Linked DNA regions of Homo sapiens: region 2 is linked to region 1. Evidence: chromatin contacts called from ENCODE Hi-C or POLR2A ChIA-PET data. All regions are on one chromosome and are shown on one strand. Each heading gives the region's core, a stretch centred on a gene start or an enhancer-like site at or near the end of the contact. The rest is flanking DNA. Distances are from core to core; before and after follow the strand shown. Region 1 holds the start of CFAP276 (cilia and flagella associated protein 276). Region 2 holds the start of AHCYL1 (adenosylhomocysteinase like 1).

Region 1 (4,153 bases), core at 1,176-3,675:
TGCTGCTAGTGCCCTTTTATGTTCCTCCAAGATGACTTTTCAAAAGCTATTTTTGGTTATAAGAGATTGACTACCTATTGTCTGAATTCTGCTTCCAACATATTGGAAATACCTTGAAAAAGACTTTGACATATGTTAAGTCAGAGAAGGAGACTAGAGGTTGGCAGAACACAAGATATTGAAGAACTCAAAATCTGCAAAAAGGTGAGTCGTGTACTGTCAGGTACACTAAACATAGTACGCTGCGGGGAGGCCAAGCTATAAGGAGGAGACACATTTTACAGTCTGCACTAACCGATGTTTAATAAACAAGGAACTAGAGAGCTGGAATCCTATCATCCCTCTCGCACATCTCCCACCTTCACACTCCGTTTTGTGTAGCCATGATAAAACCACTTCGCTCTGATACTTTTTTCTGGCCTTCCTAACTCCTTTCCTCTCCCACTACTCTTCTTTCCTCTTCCTATTTTGCTTCTCTGTGCATAATCTTTTCTTGTCAACCACTTTTAAGGTGAGTTCATCCTAACTGGAAAATAACTCGTCTGCCTCCCTCATTCTGAGTTCAGGTACCCAGGTAGCTCCCCTTCTTGGGGCTGGGACCTTTCTCGCTGAGCTCAGCATCCCAATCTGTGAGGATGATCTATCCGTGAGTCCTCCAATGTGCTGGCCTCCTCATGACGCCAGACTGGCTCCTCTTCCCTCCCCCCACGCCTCATCCCCAAAGAAATCTAAACTCCGTGGCGTCTGAAACTCTCTGCGCCTGGGTCCCCAAGGTCTCCGCCTGGATCCAAGACTTTTGTGACCAAAGCGGGATCGGGTAGGGGGGCGGCAGTACCTCTTTGCAGGCATGAAGCTCCGGTCCCGTTCCCTGGGTCACCTGGAAGGCGGTCCCAGCCCAGAGCAGCAGCCGCCACAGCCGGGGTATGCGCCTCTCAGTTCTTCCCCTGACTCTGGCGGAGAGATGGTGGCTGTGCCCAGGCTCAGCCATAGCGTTGTCCTGAGTGAGCGGCAGTAGCGGCTCAGGTGCTGCGGCTGCTGCTTCTGCTGGCAGAAGGCGGAAAAAAAGGGGAGGGAGGTACACAGGCGGAGGATGCAAGAGGCCAGGCTCGCTTCAGTCACCTCCCTGCGGCTACGCCAACACCGCCCATCCTTCCTCCTCCCTCTGTCCTCTCCTCCTACCCACGTCGCCTTGACAACCGCCTCCTCTCTGGCTCCGCGCGGGTGGGGCAGGGACCACGCGCGCCTCTGCAGCTCACCTGCGGGTCGCCATGGCAGCCGCCGCCGCTGGTGCGCGCGGCGTGGGCGCGGGAGAGCGCGCGCCCGGGGTGCGCAACCGGCCCAACAGGCAGGCCCGGGGCTCGTGTGAAGAACACAGTGGAAGCATCCTCCAAGCCAGCCAACAAATTTCCGTTTTCTACTGCCCTTTCGGGCCAGGGGTTATTTTATGAGCATCTCCGATGTTGCACACGTGGCGTGTGAACCGAGAGAAAGAAGATGGAGAGATCACCCTCCAGACGTCGTCGCCTGGAAGAGGCCCCAGTACGTGTTCCCTCCTACGAAGGCCACTCCTGGAGATCTTACATCCCGCCAAATCCATCCGTGCTTTTACAACCGGCTAGAAGAGAAGCCCTGACACTGTAGTTGATCCGAGTTTAAGCGAGGAGTTTGCCTTAGCCGCAATTTCCCAAGCGCCGCACGTGGGCCTCTCTCTCTCTCTCTCTCTCTCTCTCTCTCTCTCTCTCTCTCTCTCTCTCTTTCTCTCTCTCTCTCTCTCTCTCTGAGACAGGGTCTCACTCTCTCGCCCACACTGGAGTGCAGTGGCGCGATCTCGGCTAACTGCAACCTCCGCCTTCCGGGTTCAAGAGATTCTCCTGGATTAGCCTCCCGAGTAGCTGGGACTACGGGCGCGTGCCACCAAGCCCAGCTAATTTTTTTCCTACTTTTTGTAGAGACGGGGTTTCGCCATGTTGCCCAGACTGGTCTCGAACTCTTGGGCTTAAGCGATCCGCCCGCCTCCGCTTCCCAAAGTGCTGAGATTACAGGCGTGAACCACCGCGCCCGGCCCTCTTTGGTCTCTTGACATCCTCATTCTCTCATGGCTTTGAAAGCCTTTTGTTAGGTGCGAGGGAGAAGGAAATTTCTGGGTCATCTTTCAGGACTTCTTTCCTCAACTGAAGTCTTTTGCAGAAGTCCTGATGGTGAGCAGCCAGCACTTTTCCGCCGAGGCTCAGGAGTGCAATTCCAAGTCTCGGGCCCGCTCAGCGGAACGTTCCCTCTGCAGTCCCCGGAGCTTCCTCCCCAGGGGCCTCCCGTGGTCAGCCGCCAGGTGGCGCCCTCCTCTGAGGGAATTCCTCTGTCATAGATGGCTGGGCAGTTGCCTGGCAACCGAAACCAGCGCTCCAAACAATTGGGACCCGGGATCTTATGCCAGTGAGGCTGTGCTGCGGCTGAGCGGGCCTCCCATCCCTCTTAAAAGAGTTAGGCATTTAGCCATGCCTCCCACCCGGGACCCTTTCCAGCAGCCTACATTAGATAACGATGATTCCTACTTAGGAGAACTGCGGGCTTCCAAGGTACTGTGGTTTCTTGCGCAGATTCCCAGTAGGGTCGCCGGTAGTCTTCTTTCTGTCTGTGTGATGAGCAGAGATGGTAACATAAAGGACTCTGGTGAAGACACTCAGTCGGGTACCAGGGAAGTCTGTTTTCTGCCTGCCTCCCTATCTCCATATTCAAGTCGGCTAACGTTTCAGAGGCGTTTTTGAGCAGAGGAAAGTAGAGTTCTAGTCTAGAGGAACAAGGGGCTCTGGCAGCTCAAATCAATTGTGAGTATAAGTTATGGCAGTGCCCAGGTTCCTTCAAGCTACCCATTTCCCTATTTGGAAGACTGTTCTCTGAAGAGAAATGAGATATGGAGTGGGAGAGAATCCTCTGAAAGCCACCAGAGGTCATGCTTTACACATCTGTGTTCACACTGTCTCTGTCTTCTGGTTAACACCACAATATGTTTGTTATGTGTGTGTTTAGCATGATGGTGGACACTGATTTCGGAACTTAGATGATCTTTTTTCTGGTAGAAGTGATTGGGATATATGAAGTGGTGCACAATAAGATGAATTAAGTGGTGATTGTGGTCTAATAACAATATTGAGAGCCCCTTTTTATTTATTCAATACTTATTTACTATAAGCCAGACACTCTGCTAAACGCCAAGGATATATAAATAAATTAGATGTAGCTTCTGCTGTCAAGGAACTCTAGTAGTAAAGAGAGACCGACAATAGCAAAAATGCTTGCACAATAGCACATGTTGTGACAGAGTTGTGTGCAGGGTGCCGTGAGAACCAGGAACTTAAAGGAAAGCTTCACAGAGCAGATGCATTTTGATGTCCAAATATGAGTTAGGTAGGCCAGGTGAGGGAGTGGATAGAATGTGAGTTAGGAAGAAGGAAACAGGAACCAGATATGCAAGGCAAAGGAAGCAGCAGGTGCAAATACATGGAAAGGAGAGAGAGAATGGCTTATTTGGGGAACTGCAAATAGTCTAGAAGGGCTGGAGTGTAGGCGTGCAATGGAAGCACTCAGAAATCAGAGCTGGAGAGATGCCCTTGGTTGGCTGGGTGTGCTGTGTACACCATGCTAGCTAGCTATGGTTTCATCCTAGGGATGTGAGGAATCATTGTGGGATATTTTTTTTTTTTTGAGACAGGGTCTCCTTGCTCTGTCACCCCAGCTGGAGTGCACTGGTGCAATCTTGGCTTACTGCAGCCTCGAACTCCTGGGCTCAAGCAATTCTCCCACCTCAGCCTCCCAAGTAGCTGGGACTACAGGTGATGCCACCACACCCGGCTAATTCTTATTTTATTTTTTTGTAGAACCAGGATCTTCCTTTGTTGCCCAGGCTGGTCTCAAACTCCTAGCCTCAAGTGATCCTCCTGCTTTGGCCTCCCAAAGTGCTGAGATTACAGGCATGAGCCATGGGTCCCAGCCCCATAGCAGGATTTTAAGTACCACAGTGACACAATCAGATGGGTGTTTTAGGAAGCACAAGTGGCAGCAGACTGGATAGGATGAGAGTGAGACAAGAGGGATCAGCTAGGAGGCAGGTGAGGTGATCTCCAGGAGGAAGAGTAACAGATCTACAGCAGTGCCACAG
Region 2 (3,927 bases), core at 70-2,569, 870 kb before region 1:
GGAAAATCAAGATGTGGTTGGCAGTAAATGATGAGAAAGCAATAAGGATCCCAATTCCACCACTCGGAGAGCTAGTCAGACTAAAATCTCCAAAGGTTGCCATTTATGAGAGAATTCGAAGGGTGTCCTTTGAGTCAACCTACAGCACAATAGATCAAACTTGTTCTGCCTCAAAAGTACAGTCAAGAGTGAGCAATCTTCCCTTACCACCCACTACTCCAACCCACCCAAGCTCCTTTCTCCAGGGATGCCTAAGTGATCTATTCACATGACTCTAGGATCCACCTGTATCCATGACAGTGTCTGCTGTCACCAACCTCCAAATGTCAATTTCTTACATATTTCGAAGTAATTGGAATGCTGTAGAAAGTGAAAATCATAGATTTTCAGTTTCATGTTACCCTCATCGCTTTCACCTGTATATCAGAGCTAGCTTCACGCATTCTTTTCTCTTGCCTCCCAGCTATCACGCAGTTGTTGGATAAAGCGGCCACTGCTCCCAAAGATTTGATGGAAGTTCTGCCAGATTTACCCACTCACCTGAAGGGAGATTTTCTGTACACCCCATGCCCCCGGACTGGTCACAAGGGTCAGCTGAGTTGGTTCACCCCCTCCCACTCTCGTCTTCGAGGCCCTTCATCCAGGAAAAGTCAGTCGCAAATTTAAGGCCTGGCCCTGTCGGGTTTCAAAACGATCCCGGAGGACTTGGGCCGAGGGACAAAGGAAAGCGAGGTCAGAGGCGGCCTTTCAGCCCGGGAGAGGCCTGGGGCCGCACAGCCGCCACCCCCTACATCACCTCCGCCGTCCCCAGTCACCCCCAGAAGTCCCAAACTAGCCAGAGCCCGGGCTTGCTCGCGTCCCTTCCGCGAGGCCGGAGCCCGAGCCCCCGCCGCCACCCAGAGCCCCCGCACCTTCTTGGGCGCCTTGGTGACGGTGGCCATGAAGGAGTACTTCTCGGCGTCCTCGATCTCCTTGGCCTGCTTCAGCTCCTCCCCGACCCCGGGCAGCGGCATCGCGTCAGGCATCGACATTCCCCGGCCGGCCCGGCCAGCGGCTGACCCGCCGCCCCCGCCTCTTTCCCCCTCTGGCGCCCGCCCGCCTGCCCGCGCGGCGCCCTCCGACACGCGATCGCCCACCCTCCTGCCGGCCCCTGCGTCGAGCTGCGTCGGCTTCTGAGGTGCTGTGGCCCACGCCTTGTCTGTTCGGCAGCCCAAGGCAGCCGGACAGCGACGGCGGCCACAAGAGAACCAGAACAGCAGCTCCGAGCTCCGACCTGCCCGCGCCGCCACCTCCGCTGTACGCAAACACGCACGCAAAGCGAGGGTAGAGGGCGGTGACGCCACGTCAAGTACTGGCAGCTCCCGGGAGGGGGAAGAGGCGGGGAGAAAGGGCACTCTGTCGTGACGTCACCACGCTGGGCTGGGCCACAGAAGCCGTTCCTCTCCCGCTCGAGAGCGAAGTTCCCAGGGTGAGCAGGACCCTTTGTGCCACCAGGTGGCACCATCAGCCCTGGGAGCAGCGCGAGGTTCATGCAACGATGCTGCGGAACGGAGGGTCTTTGGGCTGCGGGGTTCCTGGCAAGGCCTCAGAGGCGCATGAAAGGGGTGTTTGGGAGCAAAGACCAGAGCCCCACACGACACATCCTACAGCGATTCCTAGGAAATGTCCGGGGCTCGAGACAGCCCACTCACTCACTGGCCCAGCCCCAGGCCCTTTGGATTAAAGCTCCTTCCCAAGGGGCCGTGCCTGTCTTTTTGACTTCATAGGGGGCAGAACTGACTCAGAGTAGTCTGGTTTCTGCACAACGCTTTGTGACTTCCTCCACCACCATCTCCGACTGGGCCTTGCCTGTTTACAAAACCCTCATTGGGATAGGGCTGATGGGTATGAGGGTGGAGACCAGGAGAGCTGATGGAGAAGTCCCCAGCCAGAATGGCCTTCCGGTCCTTGCTCCACCAAAGCATTAGACCCTTCCAGCTCTCAGTGGGCATCCAGGACATTCATGGACTGCTCACACCCTTTTACTGGGCCTACTATGTGCAGTGCCTGTGCTGAGGCCCTGCTGGCAAAAGGACATGTGACGCATTTTATGTTTTGCAAGGCTTAGTTCAGCTGGAGAGGCAAAACCTGCTTGTATCCTAATGTCAGCTGAGGTAGCTTGTCCTTTGAGATTCAAATGACATTGGCTCCAATTACCATGTCCTGTGGAAAGTCCATTACTGGGAGGACTTGGATTTTCATGGTCACCTCTGGCTCTAGTTTTTTTGCCTTGTCTGGCATTTTATTCACTATTCTGGTCTTGTGACTGTTTCTGTAGCTCCTGGGGTCAATTCAGCCGCTTCTCCTTTCAACCCCCACCCCATGCTAAACAACTACAAAATAAGGCTGTAACATGTAGTAAAACTTTTAATAAAGGTTTGTGGGTCACAGGGGAGAGATTACATCACACAGCAAACAATTTAAGAACACATTTCTGAAATGTTCTGAAAAGTTATTTTGGCTGTCTTACCACCCGGGGATTTCTCAATGGCCACAAGATCCCACCACGCTCCCTAGCCCATTGCCATCTAATCTAGCTTCCTCCTGTTCCTCCCTTCCCATCTCTGCACCTCATCCTTCCTTCCTTGATAGACTCTGGGAAGCCAGATTCTCCTCTGCTGTGCTGAGCAATTCCAGTCTTCCCAGTGCCCTTTCCCTAAATTCCTCCCCAGGACCACCTTTTTTTTTTTTTTGAGATGACGTCTCGCTCTGTTGCCCAAGCTGGAGTGCTCTCAGCTCACTGCAACCTCCGCCTGCCGGGTTCAAGTGATTCTCCTGCCTCAGCCTCCTGAGTGAGTAGCTGGGACTATAGGCGTGCGCCACCGTGCCCGGCTAATTTTTGTATTTTTAGTAGAGACGGGGTTTCACCATCTTGGCCAGGCTGGTCTCGGATCCTGACCTCGTGATCCACCTGCCTCGGCCTCCCAAAGTGCTGGGATTACAGGCGTGAGCCACCGCGCCTGGCCAGGACCACCTTTTAACATCCAGAAACCTCCCAGGTTTTTAACAGGGCATACCCTTTCAAGAAGGAAGTTTTGGTTTGAAATGGCATTTTCCCCACTGATTTGTGTTCAGGGCTGGGGAGAGTGTGAAATATTCACCTCTAGGGCCCTAAAAGTCTTAGTCAGGGAATCCTGTGTTCCAGCCACCTAGCCTCATGAGACTGTCTGTTTGAAAAGGGCTGTAGAAGTGCCTGGAAGAATGCACCCTTTGCACATCTGCAGACCTTGGTCTTGAACTGTTTGTATTCTTTCATCTGCTCACTTTTTTGAGCACTCACACTTCCCTGTCAGGGGCATCACTGTAGCAGAACGGGAACAGAGATGGAGACCAGAATACCAGGTTCATCCATGAGGGTGCCAGACTGACATCTTTCAGCTAGGGGTCAGGAACCACACCTGGTGCACTAAGGACTCTCTGAACATAAGGCTCACAGTGGCTTTCATCCTTGTGGGTTTGCCCAAACTGTTGGCAGAGCCCAGGGATCAGAGATGCCTGCCCAAAGACTCGAGGCAGAACCCATTGGAACCAGGGATGAAATCTCAAGTCCCTATAGTAGAAAAATGTGTGACTTAAGAAGATCTTTTTTTTTTTTTTTTTTTTTTTTTTAAAGAGAAGCATCAGTGTATCTGTCTTTTGGATTTGATTTTTAGAACTCACTTTGTCTAAACATGTTGTCTCTCAGTCCCCCAGTTCTGCTGTGCATTTAAGCATCCAGACTGTGAGCTTCCTGGAGATTGAAGTTCAGTCTTTACTCCTCCTGGACCAGGTCTGCCCTAGCACCAGGCTCACAGTGTTGTCTGCTATTGCTGCTGCTACAGAGGATGACAGACAGGGCCAGGCCTAGAGCATGCAGTACCTTAGCAGTCTGGGCTAAGAAGGAGATCA

Evidence for each region. A loop is a pair of places that touch in the nucleus more often than their neighbours do. ChIA-PET counts read pairs that join two places held with the same protein, here RNA polymerase II (POLR2A). Pooled maps may share reads with other maps.
Region 2: a loop to region 1 is called in a pooled map, with 6 times the contacts of the local background. The contact joins the promoter of AHCYL1 here to the promoter of CFAP276 in region 1. A Hi-C loop is called at or near these places in 6 of 50 pooled maps. POLR2A ChIA-PET finds 5 or more read pairs at or near these places in 2 of 52 experiments (OCI-LY7 and activated CD4-positive, alpha-beta T cell).

What each region holds. Positions count from the first base shown.
Region 1 is chr1:109,111,019-109,115,171 of GRCh38, reverse strand. CFAP276 (cilia and flagella associated protein 276) reads left to right here and starts at 2,425. Exons shown (of 5, transcript NM_001245025.3): 1 at 2,425-2,573. The coding sequence starts at 2,493. ELAPOR1 (endosome-lysosome associated apoptosis and autophagy regulator 1) reads right to left here and starts at 1,057. Exons shown (of 22, transcript NM_020775.5): 1 at 836-1,057. The coding sequence starts at 988. RefSeq lists a silencer at 1,236-1,305.
Region 2 is chr1:109,982,157-109,986,083 of GRCh38, reverse strand. It overlaps AHCYL1 (adenosylhomocysteinase like 1), which reads right to left and starts at 1,319. Exons shown (of 17, transcript NM_006621.7): 1 at 912-1,319. The coding sequence starts at 1,031. RefSeq lists silencers at 774-843, 1,024-1,093.